Linked DNA regions of Mus musculus: regions 2, 3, 4 and 5 are each linked to region 1. Evidence: chromatin loops called from intact Hi-C (ENCODE). Cell type or tissue: left cerebral cortex. All regions are shown on one strand. Region 1 overlaps Rgs7 (regulator of G protein signaling 7). Region 2 has its middle 42 kb from the start of Fh1. Region 3 overlaps Rgs7 (regulator of G protein signaling 7). Region 4 overlaps Rgs7 (regulator of G protein signaling 7). Region 5 holds the start of Rgs7 (regulator of G protein signaling 7).

What was found. A loop is a pair of places that touch in the nucleus more often than their neighbours do. Peaks named below come from ENCODE experiments on the same cell type or tissue, not always from the same donor. Only the 100,000 strongest peaks of a DNase experiment are listed, where the experiment ranks them.
Region 2: a loop joins it to region 1, with 4 times the contacts of the local background. A loop is called at or near these places in 2 of 42 quality-filtered maps.
Region 3: it touches region 1 in a loop (2.1-fold over the local background); 2 of 42 quality-filtered maps call a loop at or near these places.
Region 4: a loop joins it to region 1, with 3 times the contacts of the local background. A loop is called at or near these places in 2 of 42 quality-filtered maps.
Region 5: a loop joins it to region 1, with 2.3 times the contacts of the local background. A loop is called at or near these places in 2 of 42 quality-filtered maps.

What each region holds. Positions count from the first base shown.
Region 1 is chr1:175,297,808-175,302,807 of GRCm38, forward strand. The region is part of intron 2 of Rgs7 (regulator of G protein signaling 7); the gene reads right to left. Among named protein-coding and RNA genes, the nearest start is that of Rgs7, 190 kb to the right of the region's middle. In left cerebral cortex, a CTCF peak has its summit at 2,017 (motif pointing left); DNase peaks (open chromatin) are centred at 2,720 and 3,198; H3K27ac peaks cover 1,974 bases.
Region 2 is chr1:175,580,687-175,585,686 of GRCm38, forward strand. No RefSeq gene overlaps it. Among named protein-coding and RNA genes, the nearest start is that of Fh1, 42 kb to the right of the region's middle. In left cerebral cortex, a CTCF peak has its summit at 2,335; a DNase peak (open chromatin) is centred at 2,311.
Region 3 is chr1:175,418,654-175,423,653 of GRCm38, forward strand. All of the region lies in intron 2 of Rgs7 (regulator of G protein signaling 7), which reads right to left. Among named protein-coding and RNA genes, the nearest start is that of Rgs7, 71 kb to the right of the region's middle. In left cerebral cortex, no CTCF peak of the experiment used is centred here; DNase peaks (open chromatin) are centred at 2,448 and 4,459; H3K27ac peaks cover 1,988 bases.
Region 4 is chr1:175,067,776-175,072,775 of GRCm38, forward strand. All of the region lies in intron 17 of Rgs7 (regulator of G protein signaling 7), which reads right to left. Among named protein-coding and RNA genes, the nearest start is that of Grem2, 150 kb to the left of the region's middle. In left cerebral cortex, no CTCF peak of the experiment used is centred here; DNase peaks (open chromatin) are centred at 2,261 and 3,891; H3K27ac peaks cover 1,061 bases.
Region 5 is chr1:175,490,893-175,495,892 of GRCm38, forward strand. Rgs7 (regulator of G protein signaling 7) reads right to left here and starts at 1,653. Exons shown (of 18, transcript NM_001347195.1): 1 at 1,369-1,653; 2 at 161-284. The coding sequence starts at 238. In left cerebral cortex, a CTCF peak has its summit at 2,000; DNase peaks (open chromatin) are centred at 359, 812, 1,023, 1,099 and 1 more place; H3K4me3 peaks cover 2,367 bases; H3K27ac peaks cover 1,885 bases.

The sequences.
Region 1 (5,000 bases):
TCTCAAAATGAAAATTGAAATAGTAGTTAAATGTTAAAGAATATATATCACAAATGCATACTAGAATAAATGCGAGGGGGAAATATAAAAAGATGTGTTATTTAAAAGTCTAGAGGTCATTTATAATATTAGAAAATATTGCCTATGGAATATGTGTGTAAATATACAAATGCTTTTTATTGCTCTGAAATACTTCCATCCCATTTGTGAGACATTGCTTTAGAAACAGTGGCTATGCAGATTAACAAAAAATAAAAGCTGCTTTTCAAAGAAATACACAGGGAACTTCACTTAAGAGCCAGAAATTCTCCAAATCCCCTTTCCCATACCTGTAGGCTTAAGCTGGCAAGTTAAATGTCAATTAGGTAACTCGATAATTATATTTATATTCCTTCACACATGTATTACCAGAAGAATAGTTAGTATTTAATGGTAGTCAGCACCATGGGGAGTGTGATTAACTGTACAGAATTTTTTAAAAGTTGGGCCACACCCTTTTTTCAGAAGGTTTCTCATAAATTCTACAAAAGAGCAATGAGTTGGGTGAGTTTCTTCTTCTCAGGCTCTATGGTAAATGATGACTGCCCCGTGAGATTAACTTGAATGGTCTGGCATGATCAAGTGTACCACTTTGGGGCTTTAAGCATTAGAAATAAAACAAACACTCAATGTGTTAGTCAAGGGCTTTTAACTTTGTTTTTAAGTGCTTTCAGCATGAGGTAGAGTGACTTTAAATCTAATTAGAACACTCTTTTAAAGAGTGTGTGCATGTGTGTGTGTGCATGCTCATACACATGTACAGACACACACACACGCGCGCGCACACACACACATACACACACACACACACACACACACACACACACACACACACACAAAGCTGTATTCAAGTATGCACATGCCTGTAGAAGTGAGTGTACCATGGCAGACCTCTAAAATCAGAGAACAACTTCCAGGAGTCAGTTCTCTCCTTCCCCTTCCCCACTGTGGGTTCCAGTGGGGAACAAATAACCACCCTTGGCATCAAGAGCCTGAACCATTTTGCAGGTCCCACATTTTTTAACTTGTCACCCTTTACCATGACTATGTGGTATTCATTGTCACAGTGTGGGGCCCAGACATATTTTAATGTACCTATGTACAAACTCAATGTGGGACTCTATGGTAACTGAAAATTCCAGCTCTTCTAATTCTTAATACTTGTTATTTATAAGAAAAAGTCACAAATTTAAGAAAAATTTAATTGACTTACAGTTGTAGCAAAGTGGCGCAGCTAAATTGTAATCACCTTGCCTATACAAGGGCTACGTTTTACAAAAGTGATCAAACAAGTAGTGCATATATGGATTTGGCCCCATGTCTCAGTTACTAGCTCTGGGGGGGGGGAGTCTGTGCCCTGGGAGATGAGTGCTCCCCCAGGTTCCAGGTACCCCAGGGAAGGACATTTCACTGTGAGGGTAGATTTTTCTGCTGGGATCTTAATTCTAGGGTCCCTGGTTTCCTACCTCTTACTTTTTTCCATCCTTTAAAGAGCAAAAGAGCTTTTCACAGTATCTTTGCAGAAGAAATCCCTTTGGGTCACTTCAAGAACTGGGTTAAGGGCATGTTATAAGCCAATCACTGGCAAAAAAGACCAGAATAGAATGCAATCTCCCCCCTCTACCCACACCATAGAGAAGTGCCTTCTTAAACCAGAGTGTACCCCAGAGAAATTTACAGTTTATTAAAACGGATTTCTGGGTCCCATGTCAGATGGTACAAGGTAGAGCCTATGAGACTGTGTTCTCACCAAACTCATAGATAAACAAAAATCCTTCTGAGCAAGTCTTAAGATGTGAGAAAGCTCAGACACATACATGAAAATGGGCATCTGCAACCCAGAGAGAGAGTGAAGGCTCAGCGGCTTAAGAGCACTTGCTGCTCTTTCAGAAGACCCATGTCCAACTCCCAGCACACATACAAGGTGGGTCACAACTGGCTCTAACTCCATTCCCAGGGATCTGGTGCCCTCTTCTGGCCTTTGGAAGCACCAGGAATACAAGTGAGGTAAAGCTATACATCCAGGCAAAACACCCATGCTCATAAAGAAGTTTATTTTAAATGGGCATATACTACAAAGGGTCAGAAGAGGTGAGGTTTAGATAACCAATCAAACCTCACCCTGTATCTCTTATTACTATTCTTAATTATGTTACATGTATGCTTACGTTGAATTGAGTATTGTTTTGTCTAAAGCTGACTCTGCACATATTTTAAGCTTGGCCTAAAGGTTTCTATAACCTTGCTTGATGTGTAAGCTGCTTACAACATGCTCATGGGACAGGTAGCAGGAGCTCAGCCAGTCACACATTATCAACTGCTGAAGCCATGTGGAATAACATAGGCACAAGCTACCATTGAATGTGGTCTAACTGCCTCCCTTCCATTCTTTGATCTAGCTATAAATGAAACCTGACCATGAGGTAGGGAGGAGCTGTCTGAACCATTTTGGATTAGTAGGTTGGCCAGTTCTAGAATCTCAAAGCCAATTGAGATCTTCAGATGTAGGTCCATTGGCATTGTATTTTATAACTCTTTTATAGCAAGGTAAAGGTGCAGTCCAGCTTCTTCTGGGTATTTTGGAAGTGTAACTTTTTTATATTACATCATCACACTGGGAGACATTTCTGTCGCTATTACTAAGGCACTTGAATTTAATAGTCTGGAAGTTTCCATCACTATTCAGCAATGGCACCCTTCACACATCAGTGAGCCAATTCAGGGGAGGCTGTAACACCTTCATGTGGAGTGTATATTATTTGACAAACTTTCAAAAGGAGAGAAAAAAACGGAGGTGGAGCTCAAAATTTCCCTAGCCCAACATGAACCCACTGCCAAGCTCTTTTACAAAACGCCCCAGACTAAAACTTCAACAGATGTTCCCTTATTTTCTCAGGGATTAATTTGAGAGTTAATTATCCATTTTAACTGATTAACATCAGTGGGAAAAAGACACTCGGTTCTGAACCAATTCCTTTCATTATATTATGGACCCTCGTTCATTTCTACGTCTAAGTACCAAAATCACTTTGATAATATGAAAAATAAAAGATCCAAGAATGAATTTTGTTGTCTGCTGGCAACATTTGAGCAAGGAATTTCCCTTCCAAGTCCTGCAGGCAGTTTGTACTTGCTCATGTGTGCTGGCAAGAAGACAGGCTAGGTGAAATGCATGGTCAGAAAGAAAGGTGACTCAATGCCACTTTGTCTTCCCCTGTTATACATCTCACTGTTAGCAACAAACACACCAAGCTACAACACAGAAGGTCTGAATTCTGCCAGCCAGCCACTTCCTGAACATTTCCCTCCCCTGACCTTGGGGATGTCTGGATGCGGTGTATGTGTGTTCATTTCTAACATTCCTTCCAAATGTAGCCTAAGGTTGACAAGTTCTCTCTCTGACCCACTGATCTTTGAGGATACTCTTAATAGCATTTAAATTAAAACAGAATAGCAAGGGGAGGGGAGACTTAATTGCAAAATGGGAGGGAACAGAAGGTGCCATAATCCTTTCCCTCAGTCAGAAGGGATTGTGAAATGATTCTGATGACAGCAATTTTGAAAGTGGATACAGCTTAATCGCGGAGGCTGATTGAGAGCCAGCTTTGAAGAATATTGTCTTTGTGTCACTGCACGGTTTATGGATAATATATCATAAACATTTTTCTCTTTTCGATTTAATTCCCCATCCCTTTTTTAGGAGTTATGTATGGTTAACACTGATTTTCACATGTAGCTCACAAAGGAAGATCCCAGATGTTTAGTTAGAAACAGAGGGAAATTTGAATCTCTGCTCCGTCACTTAGTAGGTATCAAGAAGAGGATTTATTTCACTCTCTATACACCAATAATTCTCAAACTATTGTCTGCTTCACAATTACCTGCAGGGATAGTGAATGGGGATTTGTTCATTTATTTTTAAATTTTTTAACAATTTTGTCAGGATTCGTTGATTATTGTTTCTGGTCCTGGAACCACACATCAAAAACTAGCAGCCTAAAAGAAGCTAAAAGAAGACTTCTTAAACTTTTCCACATGTAACTCCCATATCACCAGAGACATTTTTAGACAACCCCAGGCATATATCAGATATTTACTTTTAATAGCTCACAAAACATTCACTTAAAAACTCCTAATTCTATATAAAAACTTACCACTTATTAAAGATGAAAACAGTCTTCTATAAGAAGAAGATGGATGGACTTCCTTAGTTTTAAGTGAAGATGTACATTTTATCTGAATATTTGATACTACAGAACATAGCTCCCCTTCATTGGCTTTTGGGATTGACTGGCATTTTCAGGACTATGTACAAAATGACAGAAGTATATGTAGAGACATTTCAGAAATTGGGTCTTCAATTCTATTCCATTGATCAACCTGTCTGTCTCTGTACCAATACCATGCAGTTTTTATCACTATTGCTCTGTAGTAGCGCTTAAGGTCAGGGATGGTGATTCACCCAGCCATTCTTTTATTGTTAAGAATTATTTTCGCTATTCTGGGTTTTTTGCCTTTCCAGATGAATTTGAGAATTGCTCTTTCCATGTCTTTGAAGAATTGTGTTGGGATTTTGATGGGGATTGCATTGAATCTGTAGATTGCCTTTAGTAGGATGGCCAGTTTTACTATGTTAATTCTGTCAATCCATGATCATTGGAGACATCTCCATTTTCTGAGATCTTCTTTGATTTCTTTCTTGAGAAACTTGAAGTTATTGTCATAAAGATCTTTCACTTGTTTGGTTAGAGTTACACCAAGATGTTTTATATTATTTGTGGCTATTGTGAAGGGAGTTGTTTTCCTAATTTCTTTCTCAGCCTGTTTATCATTTGTATAAAGGAAGGCTACTGACTTATTTGAGTTAATTTTATATCCAGACACTTTGCTGAAGTTGTTTATCAGCTAGAGAAGTTCTCTGGTAGAATTTTTGGGGTCACTTATGTATACTATCGTATCAT
Region 2 (5,000 bases), 280 kb after region 1:
AAGGTGGCCTAGATTCAAGGGTCGAGTTAGTGTCAACCTTAAAGGTCTTTTAACTTCTACCATTTTATGGATGAAAAAGCTTGGGATCAGAGAAGTCAATGGACAATACCAAGGTCAACTCCTATTTAATATCAGAATCAAGACTAGAACTCTAGTCTCCTAGATCCTTGAATGTTCTCTTTAGGTGGGGAAGAAAGACCTTCTTCCAGGGCATTGCTAAGAAGGTGTCATGTTGCAGTGAGTTCCACAACAACATATGTTTTATATGCAACTGAGCACCAGAAAGAAGGACATCAGCCACACACTGTCAGTGACTAGATGTTGTGTTTGGTTTTAGGGAAACAAAAATATTCTTTAAAGCATTAAAAAAAAGATATCATCCTTTCCTTTCGTCTTAGCTCCAAACTCCTTTCATGGTTATTTTGTACCCTATTCTAAGGAGGAATGAAGTATCCACCTGTTGGTCATCCCTCTTCTTGATTTTCTTGTGTTTTACAAATTGTATCTTGGGTGTTCTATGTTTTTTGGGCTAATATCCACTTATCAGTGAGTGCATATCTAATGACTTCTTTTGTGATTGGGTTACCTCACTAAGGATGATATCCTCCAGATCCATCCATTTGTCCAAGAATTTCATAAATTCATTCTTTTTAATAGCTGAGTAGTACTCCATTGTGTAAATGTACCACGTTTTCTGTATCCGTTCTTCTGTTGAGGGATATCTAGGTTCTTTCCAGCTTCTGGCTATTATAAATAAGGCTGCTATGAACATAATGGAGCATGTGTTCTTATTACCAGTTGGAACTTCTTCTGGGTATATGCCCAGGAGAGGTATTGCTGGATCTTCCAGTAGTATTATGTCTAATTTTCTGAGGAACCTCCAGACTGACTTCCAGAGTGGTTGTACAAATACAGTGGCCTGGCAAATACAGAAGTGGATGCTCACAGTCCTCTATAAGATGGAGCATAGGGCCCCCAATGGAGAAGCTAGAGAAAGCACCCAAGGAGCTGAAGGGGTCTGCAACCCTATAGGTGGAACAAGCATATGAACTAACCAGTACTCCCAGACCTCGTGATTCTAGCTTCATATGTAGCAGAAGATGGCCTAGTCGGCCATCACTGGGAAGAGAGGCCCCTTGGTATTGCAAACATTTTATGACCAAGTACAGGGGAATGCCAGGGCCAAGAAGCAGGAGTGGGTGGGTAGGGGAGCAGGGTGGTGGGAGGGTATAGGGAACTTTCAGGATAGCATTTGAAATGTATATAAAGAAAATATCTAATAAAAAAAAGATACCAACAACAATAGATAAAATCCACATATTTAGGATGGTATGCTATGAAACCAGCTCTAAGGACCTATTATTGCTACACTCATAGATCATTACATCCCTCAACTCTCATCTGAAAAGCTGCTTCTTGCTGTAGACACTGATGAACAGAAAGACCCACAGCTGGAACATGAAGAGAAGAAAAAAATGTAGCATTCACAGCCCCAAATGAGACATTTATGTCATACCCTGTCCCCAAAGATCATCAGGGAAGAGGAGTGCAAAAGATTTTAAGAGTCAGAAGATCAGTGATTATGAGGGGGGAGGGAGAGGGAGAGTTTTCTTTAAGGTTTAAACCCTGGTACATCAGCCTTACCCCCAATAAAATTTGGGCAAATTGGACTCCATGTAGAAGAAGAAGGAAAAGGAGGAGGAGGAGGAGAGGAAGAGGAAGGAGAAAGAGAGGAGAAGGAGAAGAAGGAGAAGAAGGAAGAAGAGGAAGAGGAAGAGGAAGAGGAAGAGGAAGAAGAAGAAGAAGAAGAAGAAGAAGAAGAAGAAGAAGAAAAAGAAGAAAGAAGAAAGAAGAAGAAGAAGAAGAAGAAGAAGAAGAAGAAGAAGAAGAAGAAGAAGAAGAAGAAGAAGAAGAAGAAGAAGAAGAAGAAGAAGAAGAAGAAGGAGAAGAAGAAGAAGAAGAAAAGAGGAAACAAAGTTGCACAGGTAGAGAGGTGCAGATGATCTCAGAGGACTTTCAGGCTATGTGAATATAAACAAAATCTGTTGTTTGAAATTCTGAAAGAATAAATTAAAATATTATTTAAAAATAAAATAAAATAAAACAAAAGTAAAAGTTCTTATCACTAACTCCTAAGGTACCCCAGATGGTTTTCAAGCCTAGGAATTCAAGGGCTTTGGAGGAAACTTCCAGCCAGACCATGGCTATAGTAGAGGGCAATTATGACTCCATCACACATAGGCACTTACAGCTGCTTTGGAGACGTCAACCGAAAGTGAGATGTCTTCAGGTTCAAGCATAAACTCGTGGAAGCAGGCTGACTCCAAGTGGCACAGTAGGCCAATAGCAGAGCTCACACAGAAATGTTTTATTTCTCCTGAAAACAGGAGAAAATCAACCATTATGTTGTTAAAAATAAAATCTAGAAGGCCACTGGAAGAACAGAGTGAACATGACAATAAGCTCCTCCCCCAACGACTCATTCTAACTGCAAACCATCTTGTTACCTAACTGTGGTGACCTGATACTAACCAGCCATGTCTCCACTACCTCCTCTCCATGACCCCTTTACAAGAAAAATAACTTTGAAATAATCCATCTGAAACCTTGACACTAAAGTGCTTGCAGACAGGAGCCTGGTATAGCTGTCCTCTGAGAGGATCTGCTGGCACCTGACTAAAACAGATGCAGACACAGCCAGCCATTGGACTGAGCCTGGAGACCCCAATGGAAGAGTTAGGGGAAGGAACTGAAGGAGCTGAAGAGGATTGCAACCCCATAAGAAGAGCAACAGTATCAACTAACTGGACCCCTCAGAGCTCCCAGGCACTAAATCACCAACATAAATGAACCGGTCCATGTCCCCTGCTATATATGTAGCAGAGGACTGCCTTATCTGGCATCAGTGAGAAGGGAGGCATTTGGTCCTGTGGAGGCTTGTTGCTCTAGCACAGGGGGATACTAGAGGGGTGAGGCAGTAGTGGGTAGGTGGGTGGGGGAGAACCCTCTTAGAGACAAAGGGGAGGGGGAGGGGGTGAGAATTTGTGGAAGAGAGACCAGGAAGGGGGACAACATTTGGAATGTAAATAAATAAAATAATTAATAAAAATAAAAATAATCCATCTGATCTTTGGTTTTATTTCTGCTATGCTAGCCTTTCTCTGTCCTTAAAGCCAGAAACTAGGGGCATTGTTACATTTATTCTGTTTTGTGGAATAAAGTATTGTCATATTTATAGAATGGAAAATAAAGCCAACTGGGATCTTTAAAAACCCAGAAACCTCAGTTTCCCAAGTAAGCCAGATGCTCAGGGGAGATATCAAGAACCGTATCAGGTCACGTGTGTTAGCAGCACACACCTACAACCCCGACAAGCAGGGAACCGAGAGTCCACAGGATGGGCCCCTCAACCACCCCAACCTGAAATAAGTCTTGGAGAACCACTGGTCCTCTCTCAACACTGGAAGTTCTAAAAATATGGTTCTGATATCCGCAAAGGAATTAGTAACTCCGACAGGGACAGTGGGGTGATGAAACAACAAGTATTTTCCTTCTCCCATATTCTTTTATCATCTGCAAGGAGTTTCTACATATCTGTTGGCTCGGTCTCGCCAAATCAATTATGATAATCAGAGTGTCCCCCACAGACACTCCCATAGGCCAATCAGATGTACTCAGTTTCACAGTTGAGACTTTGCTCAACTCAGGCTGTCAGGCTTAGCAGCAGGTGCCTTTACCCTCTGAGCTATCACTCCAGCCCATATACTCCTTAATCCACTTCAATTTATAAAAATAACATAACACTCAAGTAAAATTATGTCATAACCCATCATAGTGTTCATTCACTTTAACATCTATCCCTCTGTCTTAGTTAGAGTTTTACTGCTGTGAACAGACACCATGACCAATGCAAATCTTATAAAGGACAACATTTAATTAGGGCGGGCTTAAGGTTCAGAGATTCAACCCATTGTCATCAAGATAGGAGCATGGCAGCATCCAAGCAAACTTGAGAGTTCTACATCTTCATCTGAAGGCTGCTAGCAGAATACTAACTTCTAGGCAGCTAGGATGATGATCTTAAGCCCACACCCACAGTGACACACCTACTCCAACAAGACCACACCTGCTAATAGTGCCACTCCCTGGGCCAAGCATATAGAAACCATCTAACCCATGCAGGCAATGCTGTTCCTTTATGTCACTGATCAGGGAGCACATAGTCACATTTCCCCTTCCCAACTGCCACTTTGTCAGGGATGAGGTTTAGTTATCACACATTTCCTGACTCTAAAGTAAAATTAGGGACCTATGGCTTATTTCTCAGGGTACTTCAAACCTATGAATCAAAGTACTAAGGCAAATTTATTTATGTATTAGTATATGTACATATATATATGCATACAAACATACACACACACACACATATATATGTATATATATATTAGCATGTGTATACATGTATGTATTTGAAATTATTCCAAGTATTAATTTGAAAGGCAATTAAAGGTGACTCTGGTATAAGAAAAAGAATCAACTTTATAATAGATACACAAGTGTCTAAATCTCTTAATGTTTAGAAAAGGGTTAGGAGTCTGACTCAGGCTGGGGTTGCCCCGGCTTCTGCTCCTGAGGCTTCCATGCACATGTGGGACAAGATCTGGACTCTAACCAGAGCCACAGAGTCTGTGTCAGAGCTGTCAGCTGCCTACATGCTCTGCAAACCGGCTGCTCTCCTCTTTGACCAACTCTCCAGACCCAGACACCTCAGAGCTGTTGTGGTAGGGGACCTCCATCTTTATCTCCCTAAGCAGCAGGCCCTGAACTCCTCCCACTATGAACAGCCAGGGTTAGCTCTCCTACTCATCTAGATATTGAAAAATAATCATCCACCCAGAATGGCTCAATCCCTTCATCTGTTTTTCTTTACTAGGCTACATTTCACAAAAAGACTGTTAAAACTCACTGGGATGATTAGTTTCTCAACCTGACATAGTCTC
Region 3 (5,000 bases), 120 kb after region 1:
GAGACAAAGCAAGAATACATCTGGAGCTCAAGGACACAGAAGAGAACATGAGGATAGATTTTTCTCACAATTTTCCACAGGTATTATCCTGACTGTAGAAGGTACCAGAAGCCTCCAATTACAAAAAGCCATGGTGGCTGATAGAGGGCTGGTCAGGGGTGGCCTGCAGCAGGACAGTGTCTACTCTCCCTCTCTTGCTAAAGCTGTTTCTATTTCTCCAACTCTACACTGTGAAAATGTGCATCACCTCTAGCACACTCCTAACTCCCCCTCATCGCTGGCCTTGGCTTGTATGCCTTATATCAACATCTGCATGGCACACTGAAGAGGAGCTGAAATGGACCCTATGTTTACTCTCAATTCTGAATGGTCACTCTGCGTGATTAAGTACCTATTTTGTTGTTTGTTGAGATAAACACCTACAGATATCTTTTAGCCATTACCCTACAGATTCTGAGTGATACTGGCTGGCCATGCTATCTCTCTTTCCTAATTTAGCAACTTATTTCATGTTCCTAGTTTAGCTTTAATCGTGTAAGAAAAATGGAACAACTAGCAGACCTTTGGGACTCTGTTTTTTTTTTTTAAATAAAGTCTCTGTGAACTTCTTAACACATTCTCAAAAATTAATATAATTATCATTTTCCCTTTGAAAAAAAATTCTATCTACATTTTGTTTTTAAAACTTACTCAGGGATTAAGGATGTAGCTTAGTTCATATTGTGCTTGTTTAGCATAAGAACTGGGTTCAGTCCCTAGCACCACATAAATCAGGTGTAATCATACACACTTATAACCCCAGCAGTCGGGAGGAGTCAGTCAGGAAGAGTAGAAGTTCAAGGCCATCCTAAGCTACTTAGCATATTTAAGGACACCCTGGGATACAATAACGCCTTGTCTAAGACTCATAATAACAAAACAAAATCTGTTTGAAACATACCTATATACCTTGTGGGAATGTGGTAGGAAGTCTCTCAATATGGCAGATGCTCAAAATTCAAAGGTGTATTTTTAAAGCCATGAGCAGATGCCACTTGGTGGATACCCACAGTAATGCCTGGAAGAAGGCATCAAGTGATGATAATCCTGGCAGAAGGCTAGACTCAAGTAAGTCTCTAAGTCTCCCATCCCACGAAGTTGCCAGCCAAGGCCTACTGTTAAATTGCTATCTATCTATCTATCTATCTATCTATCTATCTATCTATCTATCTGTCTATTGCTACTGGATTTGAAAATTGAGACCTCAAGAATATTAATCATAGAGGGTACTACAGATACTCAGTGGCTGCATATGTTTTTAATATCATGGTAGATTTTAGTAGGCAGCAAGAATAGTAATAAAATTATCACCTAATTTGCTAAGCATTTCCCATGAATAATGGTCAGCAGATTATGCTTAGCTTGAATGTCCATATGTCCCTAGTAATACTGAGAAAGTGATGAATACAGAAGGGAGAAAAAAAGATTAAGAAAGCATGGAAAAGGAAAGAAGTTTAAAATAGTTGAAAAAGAAAGATGAGTCCAATGTGTGGGAGATCTGTTTCTCTATGGCCCATAGATACATCTCCTCTATCTGAAGGCAACACGGGTATTATCCTTAGACTCAGTGGCTTTTAAGGAGCAAATTAAATACTTATCTCGGAAGCTATCGCTCAGTGCAGCTCTCCAGTCTCTTTGGAGAGGCTTCTTTTTATACTGGACTGCTTTTAGTACCAAGACCAACAGCTTGTCACAGTGCAAAGAATGAGCAGCTACAGAGTGTGCCGCCCTTAACGAGACATCCATATCATATCCCCCTTTTCAAGATGGCTCAGGGAACATTGAAGAAGAGGGAGCAGAGAGATTGTAAGACCCAGACATCAAATCGGAAGGACTGTTGTAAAATAGTGTCTTCTAGACAAGACAGGGCTATTTCGTTCATGGACTCAAGAGGCTGTGGTTGTGAGATCTATACAAGATCAGGCCAGCTAAAAATCCAGCATAGATACAGGGAGAGGCTCACAAAAGCCCACCTCTGGCTAAGGTGGTTTGACAACTGAAGGATGCAGGGGTAGGGAGGTAGCCCCCTTTAGGATGCCCATGCTGCTGTATCCATGGGATCCTGCCCCCACTCACAGAGACAAACAGACAGCAATAACTGAACTCAGTGGACTATGAAAGAGAACATGGAGTTGGGAGGAGAACACATGATAAGAGACCTTGGAAGGGTTGCAGGAGAAAAAGGGGTTTGATCTACTTAAAGTACATCATTTAGGTATATGAATTATTAAAGAATGAATACATACAAATTGATTTTTAAAATAAGCTATATTTTGCACAGTTGCCCGAGCAACACAGGGGTGCATTCCCCAGCACTGTACATCACCATGGCCACTGAGGACTGTGGACTGAAAGTTGGCTGGTAAGTGTGAAATCTTATACAGCTGAATTAAATATAGCTCATTCTTTCTGGCCTTGTCCGCTCCTGGCACCGTAACCGGTGCTAAGTGAAGTGAGCTGAACAGCACACAGGAGCATGAAAAAATTGTTTTCTAAAATAAACTAAGAGGCTGGAGAACTGACTTGGAGTTTAACAATGATTGGAGCTCTTGCTGAGGACCTTAGTTCTGTGCCCAACACTTAGGGTGGCTCACAACTGTGAGTAACCCCAGTTCCGTGGGATTCAACACCCTCTTCTTCAGGCCTCCATGGGCTCCGACACTCCCATGCACACACCCATGCACATGGACACATGTGTGTACGTAATTACAGATAAAATGCATATTTAAAAATAATAAACTCAGAGACATTGAATGTTACAAAATTGGTTAATTCACCTCATTTTCTGTGGTGGCTTGGTAGTGCAGCCCTGCCTCCTCTAATGGCTCCACTCAGTTTTTACCTGCCTTGGCCCCTTGCATCCTTCCACTCATTCTGAGTTGACAGTTGCTTCCCCTCTCCGGTGACCACCATTCTAGTTGAATGTCTTTTCCTCACTGGTGTGATGGCTACTAGTGTTTGTCAACTTGATTATATCTGGAATGAACTAAAATCTAGAAATTGAGGGCAAGCCTGTGAGAGTTTTTGTTTTGTTTGTTTATGCTTCGTTGAAAGTGGGTGAGTTCGTTCCTAGTCCAGGCTTTAGAGATAGGAAGACACATGCCTTCCTTGAGACAGGAAGACCTTTAATCTGGGCCATAACTTCTATATAAGAAGTCTATATAAGGAAATGGAAGAAGGAACTTATGTTCTTTACCTGGTTGCCCTTGCCTTGCTAACACATGTATTCCTTTCCTGGCATTAGAGCCTACTTCTTTGTGATTCCAGCATCTAGTGAAGACTAGGTGAGGTATCCAACCATGTGGACTGATCATCTACTGGATTTTTGGACTTACCATTCACAGATAGCCATTGTTGGATTAGCAGGATTACAGCCTATAAATCATTTCAATAAATCCACTTTGTGTGTATTTTTGTGTGTATGGAGAGAGAAAGTGAGGGAGAGAGAGAGAGAGAGAGAGAGAGAGAGAGAGAGAGAGAGAGAGAGAGAGAGAGATTCCGTGACTAATACAACTGGAGTCAGGTAGCATGAGCTGTCAGTCTCTACAAGGATGATGGTAAATATTGAATGTCAGCTTGGATCTAGAGTCACCCCAGAGACAAAATCTCTGGGCATGACCATAAGGAAGTTTCTACATTAGGATAACTGAAGGGGAAAGACTCACCCTTAAAGCAGGCAAACTCCATGCAATAAGAGCATTCCTCTCTCTCAGCTTCCAAATTGTGGACACAGTGTGACCATCTGCCCCCCACTCCTGCCCTGTTTTGCTTACCATGATGGACTTCCCTCAAACTATGGGCCATACTAGACTCTTCCTTTCTTAAGTCACTTTTTTCAGATATATTATCACAGTGAAAAGAAAATAACTAATATGACAAGCTAATCCCATGCCCTTTACCTGACTGCAATCATATTTTAAATTAGATACCAGGAATGAGAGAAATGTATTCACTCCATCAAGCTTGCTATGCCAAAATAATCTCTAAGCTTGGACCTTCTAGTGATCATTTGCTTTGAGCACTGCAAAATATCAGAACCTCATCTTAACCCTACTCCAACTTTTTTAAACAAACAAACTTTAAGCCATATTCCCACTGTATGGGAACTGAAGTGATTCTCGCTTTCCTGATAGCTTTGGAAAGTAGACTAACGGCTCACTGATGAAGAGTGTAGCTTAGATCAAAGAGAACAAGTACTAGATGGAGCTCTGGCTTAATGTTCTCTTCTCTCTTAGAGGTGGTCATCGTCTGGTCATGAGAAATACAGAGGATCTGACATTCAGAATGGCTTTGAAGCAGCATGCATGGAAACAAAGCTTCCCGCTTCCCTGCGAGATATAAGTTCTCTTTTAACTTCTACACAGCTCCCATTTTAAATATCACTGCTGCAGCTGAAATATTCCTCATCTGAGTTAAGACCTACATAGAAAGCGAACCTGTGTATTTTCTGCTGGTGGGAACTTACACAGCTAAAAATGTCTCCTTTTGAATGTGAACTGAAGAGTCCAAAATTATAAACAAGTTTCATAACCTTTCAAAGTAGGAGGATCCTTCCCAAGGAGATCTTCCTGATGGACTGGACCAGAAGAGCCATATGAGAAACAATAGAGGGAATGTGCTAATAAGCTCAAACTTTTTTGTCTGAAAAAGTAAATTGTGTAAAATCAAACAATTCCCACCAAAGTATGTCCTGAACCCCCCACTGACGTCATATAGGACAGACATAGCCAAAATTTTCAGGATGGATATAGATGATGCTGTAGGTAGACCTGACCAGGTTGCAAAGGTGCCCAGAAATTAATATTGTTTCTTGGATAGGAGGAGATGGTGCAAGAGGTTAACATAAAAAGGCATGGTCTGAGAAATGTAGGTGGCCTTCCCTTAGTATGAGTGGCCCCTGCCCCTTGGGATCCTGAATAGCACCTGGGATCCTAAACAATTTGTGCTATCTCAAAATACTC
Region 4 (5,000 bases), 230 kb before region 1:
AAGAAGTGCTGTCCATCAAGCTTTGCTATAAAAAGCCTTGCAGGGACTCTGATGTAGCTCAAGTGAGTAGTGTTATTTGGTCAAGAGGAACTCGAGTGTGAACACTCCTAAGGAGACAGCCCTTATGCTATACTGTCCAGAGATGCTTGCAACCATGGCAGAAGAGACAGAGACACACAGAGAATGATTGCAATTCAGTTTATGGAAAATGGGCTCACAGAATCTGCATTTTTCTAGGCTACAAGTAACTTGGGGATGTGAAAAGTTGGATCCAACTTAGAAAGGTAATACATGAGAAATTTCGATCAATGGAAAGCAGAAGTAGAGGTGATTCTTAGAGACTTCAGAAGAGTAGATGCTCCTGGAAACAAGGATGAATTTGATGCCTCTACCACCTAAACCTACCATGTTCCAAGGACCTCAGAGGCCAGCACAAACAGTGAGCTCATGGAAGAAGACTCTAGGGATTGGCCCTGGTTGAAGAAATTGTACTAAATTCCTTTGCAGCTCTGAGATACCCATAATGCCATCTTTTTCTGTACTTTCTCTAAATACCTTTTATATTTACAATTTAAAAGTAGAAAAGAGGAAGATTTCCTAATGAATTTTGTTTTATTTCTAGTGTTATTAATATATTGTTAGACAGTAATATGTATATTTTAAGTGAACACTCTTATTAGAGTCGTCGTCGTCGTCGTTGTAGTAGTAGAGCAATGCCTATGGTAAAATTGTGTGTTTGTGTGTGTGTGTGTGTGTGTGTGTGTGTGTGGTGTTGTTCATGAACTAGACCAAATTAAAAGAAGGTCTTCCATGCTAAAGTCTTCTGTATGATTTGGAGAAACAAAACAAACAATAGCTGAACTTTGCTTCTCTTCTTCTAGATTAAACTTTAAAGATTCAGTAGTTGTCACAGTCTGCTGTATTGTTGGCCTCACACTGGTTGCAATCACAAGAATAATGAATGACTGTGGGGATGTCTAATATTTGTTCATGTCTCTCTCAGTCTCTGACTACTGGCAAACAAGAATACAGCAGCAGGGAGACTGTAATGCTGCATGCACTCAACAGAACTTGCCCAATCCAGGCTTGCTGTGTGGTCTGCCAGGGCTATGGAAGCCATGGTGAGATGTCTACAGATACACTCAGAATACTTCTAATTCCAAAAAAGCTTGCAGCGTCTACAAGGAGGCTCTTGTTTTACTATTTTAAATGGTCTCCATCCAGGAACAAGCACAGATTATAAAAAGTAAAAGCATTACCCCTGCAGTGTTCCATCAGCATCAAAGTGACTTTCATGGTTTTCTGAAAAATGTTTTACAGGGCAGTGTCAGGGAGCATATATGACCCCATATGTGGTTTTAGGATAGATGAAAGAAAATGAGAAATAGGTGGCTTGGTCAAGAGATAGAACTGCCAAGTACAGGGTCTCACAAGGAGATGTAATTGAAATCTGACTCTATTGCTAATGGCAATTAAATCTGATGTCACATTGAGCCCTATCTTTATCTACTTAAGTCCCATTCACACTTTCCCCAGCAACATGAAATACACTTAAAAGAGACTATGCACACCATTGTCCTTAGAACACTGATACAATTTTTAAAAATTCCTGCTGCATGACATTTAGAGGTAATTTAGACTTAATGAGGTAATTTAGACTGAGGCTGAGTTAACTATTTACAAAGAATGCTGCCAGGTGCTGTGATGTTAAGACTGTTGCATGCAAGCATTCCTAGGTCTTTTTTTTTCCTTCAGTGACAGTTTAATCCATGGATATGAGGTGATCTGAGACCCAAGCATACTGGCATCATAATGGAAGCTCAACAATCTTCAAATAAAAACAGTGACAAAGAAAAATAATATTGGCTGCTTTATCGAAATTGTGAATCCTACCTCAGGCAGTTCAAAGTTTAATCTCACTTTCCAGTAAATGTGGCCTTAATACATTGCAGTAAATATGTTGGTATTCCAAATCTTGTTCCTCTTATACCTCTTTTACATAAGCAGTCATTTTTCAGTCATGAGCAACTAATGTGTGTCTTAGATCAGTAGCCACTGATCCTGTAGTAGGGCCATCCTCTCTGCAGCATCTCTGAACTTCCCCACTGCAACCATCTGCAGCTCAAGAGGTGTGTGTGGGAAAATCCAAAACACAGTCTGGTTCCTTGATTGTCTTCTATACTCAGCTGCTCTCACTGGAAACATCCTTACTTGTCCTGGCCAGAGTCTGTTGAGTCCTCACGCCTCTTTCTAATTTTGATCTTGTGGGTCTCTACTTGGGCTTTAATCCTTCCTTTCTCTGTTTCCTTTGAGCTCCCAGAAAAGCCACCGTGACTCACACTGAGAAAGCTGTTGGGAATCTTGTTCTACTCACTGGACAGTCAGCTTCCATAGGAAGAGAGAATCGATTTAGATGTGCGTGGTAGCTACATCCCAAGATAGTAATTTGAGTCACCTCTGTCTTCTTACAATCATGAATACACTTAAAGCATATTTTATGTCTTATTACCTATGGATTCCCAATCAGAAAAGACAGTACCTACCCAGTGTAGGGACTTAATAACTATGATTTGTTTGTCAGAGGAAAGAACCCAGCGGTGGCTGAATGCAGGCTACCACTGAGCTGTAGATTTATCTTAGAAGCCTCTCTGATGATCTTCCCTGATATCTCCCAGCCAGTAGCGCAAAATCAGGGCGTTACACTCAGTAGAACAGAACTTAGGAAATCCTGGTTCAGATTCTGTGTCCGGTACATGTGGCAACAACGTGAACATAGCTCAGTCCTCAAACCCGCCCTCCCTGGGAGCCTCTGGGGTTGCAGTGGGTACTCAGTAGCAACATACCATTCACTGCTTGTACAACTCAAGTGACAATTTCAGAACTAATGGTGCTGTCAGGGGAGAATAAAGTTACCCCTGTCCACACTAAATTTGGCTACATGGTCCAAAAACATTTCACCCATGAATTTATACCATGCTGCAGGGAAACTGGAATTATCTTCTCAGGCAAGTTATTGTCACAACCAGTTTCACTAAAACAAGATGGATAGCTGTATCTGCCAACAAAATGATGAAAGAGAGAAGCTTAAGATCCATAAAGGAAGAGAGGGGAGACGTAGGTTCATTCTTGATCAGGTTTGCTTTCCCTTTACTGGAGAGGCCCAATGGCCAGCTCATAAGTGTTCTTCACCAAAGGTGTCATAGCAATTTCTAACAGTTTTTCCATGTTAATGTACCTGTTATCCTGAGCAAATAAAGCCATAGCACTTTAGTAGAAACAAAGGGCCACAAAACCTTCCTAGTGGTAAAAATTCACAGGGGCACAGACATGAAATGCAAAGCTCTTCTCTCTCTGTTTCTAATCTGCTTCTAAGCTGCCATGGGTGTTTGCCTCATTAGGATGGATGTTCATGTAAATCAAGGATGTAACAGGTTTCCTGGAGACTTTCTTGCTAGAATTATACTCTATAAGATAACCTTTGTGAATGCTCTCTGTTTTCTCCCTGTTTCACTGTAGTAAAAAATGATACCTTAACAGGGGACACCAAGGATAAGTAAGCTAATCTATAATTTAAGAAGTGTGTCTGTGGTGCTGAGTGTGGAACTCAGAACCTCACATATGCCAAGCAAAACCCTTATTACCAAGCTATATCTCCAATGTGTTCTATTTTAAAAAGCATGCGGGGTAGCACATAACCCAGAGATCAATACATGTTGGTAAATGTTCGAGAGACTAGTATAATGGTTCATACAGCAGCAGTATGAGAGTGACAGAGATGAGGATGCTAGATTCCCAAGTCAGATTTCCTGTCTGTTATTTTTAATGGAAAGACTATCTATTTCTTTCTTGGCACTTCAGAGAACTTTCCACAGCTCAGCTGCTCTATGGTGATGAGAAGCCCAAACAGCCAAGTCTCAACCAGGAGTGCTCCATCCTAAATAGAAGGCAGTCAGGGATGGGCAGGAATGGGGAGTGTACACACAAGAGTTCACAACACTACTCAGGACCTCACTCTCCAGCATAACAGAACCATGCTCCCCAAATGTTTACACTCTGGGGGAGATTATACAAAATAATTTTTACACTTAATAAGAGCAAGTTAAAAGTCATTTGTTCAAAGGCTGGTGCCTTAGAAAACAAGGCAAGGCCAGCAGAAAGCGCCTGTATAGTTACCAGCAACTGGGGAACCAGTTGGCAGGGGTGGTCTTCTGTCATTAAACTATAGCACAAGTGGCTTTGGGAAACAGGTAAACATGAAGTCTATTCCTACCACCCCGAATGGATCATTTTTATCACTGAAGGTCCATCTTGTGTTAGGAAAAATATGAGACCAGGCATGAGATTGAGCAAGTGAGAAAGAATGTTTCCTTATACAGTAATATTACAATTAAACAATAAGTTCAATTTTAAATGACTATATTAAGAGAAGAAAATCCACATTTAACTTGAAGGATATTTATCATATTTTGATCTTTAATAGGAGAAACAAATAAGGAAAGATCTGAGTCAGGGTAGTAAGGTTTATAGATGGAGAAGCTGAGGTCATCTAGCAGTTAAAAAGATTTCTAAAACACATAACGCAAGACACAGAATGAGATTTTGTGCTGAAGTGAATAAGCACGACAACGTCCAAGGCTGAAGAACATTTTACCACTAACACAGAATCTGCATAAAGCTAGATAAAGAGGTTCATTCACAACTGAGTGTAGTGGTGAACCCCTGAGGTCCTGTCACTCAGGAGGTAAGGGCAGGAGAGGATAGAGTTCAAGGCGAACCTGACCTATGTAGGGAAATCCTCTTTCAAAACCTAACAAAGAAAACAAATGTACTCACTTTACTAAAAAGAATATTCAAGAATAACTAAGTTTTGAGTCTTTGTCATTGTTTAATGCTTTGTATTTATATTTTATCCTGTCACATTTAGACTACTGAGCTATACTGTTAATGCAGATCCCAGTCAATCTAGCGCTCTGTGAAAGCTGTCTCACAAAGTGGAAACT
Region 5 (5,000 bases), 190 kb after region 1:
AAAGAAAGAGAAAGAAAGGAAGGAAGGAAGGAAGGAAGGAAGAAAGAAAGAAAGAAAGAAAGAAAGAAAGAAAGAAAGAAAGAAAGAAAGAAAGAAAGAAAGAAAGAAAAAGAAATCAAGCTGAAGTTTCCCGTTTCCTAGGGAAGTGAAGAATTCTTACCTTTCTGTACACCAGCATGTTGGGTGATTCGTCCGCCACCCCGTTGCTGGTCTGTCCATAATTATTTCCCTGAGCCATTTCACCCAGAACTTGGTAGCTCAGATACAAGGATGATCAATCTGCCCTGCAAAGAATTAGAGAGCCTCTAGTGAGAGCCTGGTAGTCCTGGGGGGAACAGACATCCGCCAACACACACACACACACACACACACACACACACACACACACACACCTTCATGTTCACAGTACCCAAACCACGGGAAGAATTCTTTCATTTCTGGGATGAGGAGAACACCAGACATGGAGTTTTTCTTTTTTAAAGAAATACAAAGGCAGAAGTTTACATCTGTAGTAGCCCCAGGAAATCTCAACAGACAACCTTCCAGTTCGAAATAGTCAGCTAGCTAAGGTTTTTGTGGACTTCATTTTGTGAATACTCTCTTTTTAAAAGTATTAGGTACTTACTTAAAAACCCCATGGTTGGCACTTCCCTAATACCCACTGTTCTCCCTGGATACTTGCTGCTCCACTTGATGCGGTTCTCCCCAAAGGGCAGAAAGCCAACACCCGCTGCAGCCCACTTTCTCCTAGTAGCCAGCTAGTTTCCCATGGCAGGCGCGACAGAGGCCCCTTCCCCACAAGTGTTCTTTTCAGGCACATGTTTGTTCTCCATTTCTTGGGCTCCCCACACAGCCTGGGCATACATAGGCTTTTCCACTTTCACCTGCTTTCACTGCCAGCCCATGGCTCCTCTGTGCTCCCACCTCGGTGCGCTAAGTCTGGACCTGATCCTGACTAATCTTTGGAAGAAAGCTTCCAAATTAGGTCCAAGCAACCCAAGGCTGATGGGAAGTCAAGCCTTGAGCAATCACCTGGCTCACCTCCGAGAGCAAGCTAACTGCACAAGCCTGGAACAATCAGCCAGAAGAGCAGAGAAATCTGGGTCCCAGCTCATCCTGCTCGGCCCTTGCTCTCGGAGGCAGCAAATGGCAGGCAGCCTTGCCCCTCATCCAGGCACTGGCCACACCGGGCAGCAGTTTCAGCACCGTGGACCGCGGCGTGCGCAGCGCCCCAGCCCGGCCGGCCGGGCGCGCCACTCATTGGGGACCGTGACTCCCGTCGTCGCAGGGCGAGGACCGGGTGCGGGACCAGGGGTCCCGGGGACTCCAGGTGGCGCCGCCTCCTCCCCTTCCGCTCCCTCCGGTTACCTCCTCGGCCAAGGTCACGGCCCCGCGGCTCCCCTCCGGGTGTGCTGAGGGCAGGCGCTGTCAGCTGGCTGCGAGCGGAGCTGCGAGGCAGGGCAGCCTCATCACACTCGCGCTGCTCAGGCCACCGCCACCCTCGCCGCGGTGCACAGGCGGCCCCGGCAGCCGCCGCTCGCGCCCGCTCCCCCGGGCCGCCTCGCTCGTTCCCTCCTCCGCTTCTCCTCCCGGGGACTGGGACCAGTCGAGCGCGCGCGGGAGTCGAGACGCCTGGCCCGTGCGCGCGCGACTGGGAGGAGGGAGGAGGCGACAGTCACGTGGGACAGGGACGCCCGAAGGTGCCGGCTCGGACGGGCTCGGCTTCGCCGCCGCCACACCCCTGGGTGTCCCCGGCCTCCCGACCCCGCAACCCCTCGGGAGCACAGGCCCTGTCCCCCGCGCTGGCAAGCCCACGCGCCGCCGCAGGCCTGGAGAGCCAAACTGAGCTAAGCAGGAGGAAGGGCTTGGCGGAGGGTGGGTGGATGGGTAGGTGGGTGAAAGGGTGGGTGAGTGGGTAAATGGATGAATGGATAAGGCCCCCTGCGGCTGGCAGGTCTGCATCGCGCTCCTGGCGACCCTGCTGGCAGAACTAGGGAAGCAAATGATTGATAATCCTTATGCTTAAGTAACAGCCCAGAGAGATGCTGGAATATCCCAGAAGTGAAAGCAATGGCCAGGACCAAATGACTCATTGGCAGGCCCCCTTCCTCACTCCAGCCTGTTTGCCCATGACTTTCACTGCCTCCTATTAAGTTGGAAATACCGGGAAGGAATTTGGAGGCCTCTACCAAAAGCGAACAATCTCACCACCTGTGACATTGAAGGCCCATGGCTGATGTCTGGCTGGTCTAACCTACTGGGCTCAGAGAAACTTGTCTTTAGTCCTTGTCCTCTACTGGGGTTCACAGAATCACAAAGGGTCTGGGGTTGCTGATACCCCGAACCCCAGAAATTCTTCAGGTTTCCGGCACTAATTTTTCAAGGACTGGGAAGACATTAAAGAAAAAAGTTTTTGTCCTCGTGAAATGTACCCAGCTTTCTGGGACATTAGGAAGTTGTGGGAATCTGAACATCTGAGAAGGCTTCCTCTATAGGACTGAGGATAAAGACGATTTAGCCAGTGTGATTTGTGTGTGTAGGCGGACTAAACCTAAGGCCCCTGCCAATGAGCTGCATCCCATTCACAACCCTCTCTACCAGCACCTTCGTTTGTTTGTTTGTTTGTTTGTTTGTTTTTCACTTTTGAGACAGCGTCCAACCAGGCTGGTCTTAAACTCAGTTTAGCCCAAACAGACCTTAAATTCAACATTCTCCTGCCTCAGCCTTCCAAACAGCTGGGATTACAAACCGGTGGCACCAGAATTGGCTATCCAGTGCCATCTGTGGCTGCTTCTCCAAGCAGGGTAAACCTTAATATAACTGCTATCCAAATATCTGTGGGTACCAGTCACGTTTCCAGCCTCACCCAGGCTCTTTCAGGTGTCATTCAAAGTAGCATTTATCTATCCGTACCCATGTTCTAAATACTACAGGATCACGTTCCCAGGCCAGGTTACCCACAGCCATGTCTGACTTCTCTCCCTACTTTCCATCAATTTCCCCAAATCTTTCCACTGTTAGGGAAATTCTCTTTGTTTCCATTCTCTCCTAATAGTTTCTTGGTGGTCTTACTCTAGCTGAAACCGGCTGCTCTCTCTTCAGCCCCCTGCCTCCCTTCCTTCCTTTCCCCTTGCTCTCTCTACTGTCTGGATACTCATGTGCTTTTAGATATAGATAGATATGGAAAAAGTCACTGGGTGTGCTCACCACTTTGCCCTAAATGAAATGGCCTGAAGGAGCCTGTAAGGATAGTTACAGTTGCCAGGAAAGAACTAAGGAGGAAGATTCAATTCAGGAGACAACTCATAACTCTATCAGTATGCAATATTATATTTATCACCTTACAATTTCCAGGGACTCGCATTATTCAGATCTAGACTAGAAGAAATAGCCTAGATACCACCAAATCCATCTGTATCTTATATTTTAACGTTCTCATGATTCTCAACTGTCATTATTCAAATTAGTCTTACTATTTTCTCTACCATCCATTTATGTACTGTAATATTTTTGTTAAACAAATGAAATTCTTAAATGTGGTACTATATGCATTTTATATGCCAGATGGGACCTTCTGAGCACTAGGCAAAAGACCTACCTATAACCTCATCAACCCCCCAAAGGACATTTAAAAGGGGGTTTTTTGTTTGTTTGTTTGTTTTGTTTCATTTTAAACGTCAAACTTTAATAGTTCCACCAAGAGAAATAAATCTAACTTCAATGGTTTCACCTAGGGAAGGAAGTTCAATTGTATCAATATTTTTGAAATAATAGAAACAGTACCTATTTTTATGAACATCTATTTTTATAAATAATTGGAAGCTTAGGCATCCTAAGTTATTACCCACCGATGCAGGAACCCATTTTTATTCTGAAAGTATTTATTTATTTTTATTTATTTACTGTGAATGGAAGATTCCTATTCTTCTACAAAGAATTTGAACAAATCCAGTAGGTAGCTTTGATCTTCAGGGAGTGTGCAATCAAGTTTGGGGAGAAAAACAGATGCCCCCCTCCCATACCTTCCATCAACCCAATCAACAGGTTCCATGCAGAGCAGCCAGAGTGTTCATTTCAAATGTAACTGCTATGTGATTTCTCTATCCAGCACCTCCCAAAGGATGTAAGCCAGTCAAACTAAAGGGTGTCCTTGAGACACCAGCAGCAGGTAGGGTTAGATGAATATGCGGTTACCATTCTGAATTTCATATGCTAATCTGGTGTCCTCGTTTTCCTTTTTATTGCTGTGATAAAATGGTAAGCAAGACCGATTTGGGGAAGGAAACGGAATATTTGGTGTACAGTCCATCATCAAAGAAAGTCAAGGTAGAAACTCGAGTCAGGAACCCAGAGGCAAGAACTGAAACAGGGACCTTGGAGGAGCTCAGCTAAATGACTGACCTCTGCTGGCTTGCTTACCTACTTTTCCTATACAGTCAAAGGATGGCACCACCCTCAGTGGGCTTAGTCCTCCTACAAAAATGCCTCAAAGAGGTGGCCATAGGCCAAGCTGATGTAGGCAATTCCTCAGTTAAAATTAATCTAGTTGATGTTAGTTGGCCAAAGCTAGCCAGTCCACTGGGCCACTCTGCTCCAGTCATGGGGTCTCCTTGTTTCATGATGCATTTATAAGTGGATAAAGTCCATATTCTGGTGCCACAGGACATTTGCACTGGCTATCCCTCCTATCTGGAATGTTCTGCCCTCAAATGTTGGTGTCATCTTCCATTCTTATCTCAGAAGATACCCTCCCAGTGAGCCTTATTGTGTTAACCCTAATTAAAATAACGCATCCTCCCATGATCCTTTCCTTTCTTACACTGGTTGAATCTGTTTCTTGTGACATGACTGCAGCTTGCTTACAGAGGATGCTGGTATTTCTCCCTTTTGAAAAGTTTAAGACCAATGATGCCACCAGCATTTCCTCTCCTGTTCACTCCTCCAGCCTCAGACATGGAATATCTGTCTGACTGGGAGTAGACCTCTAGTTACTTATGACC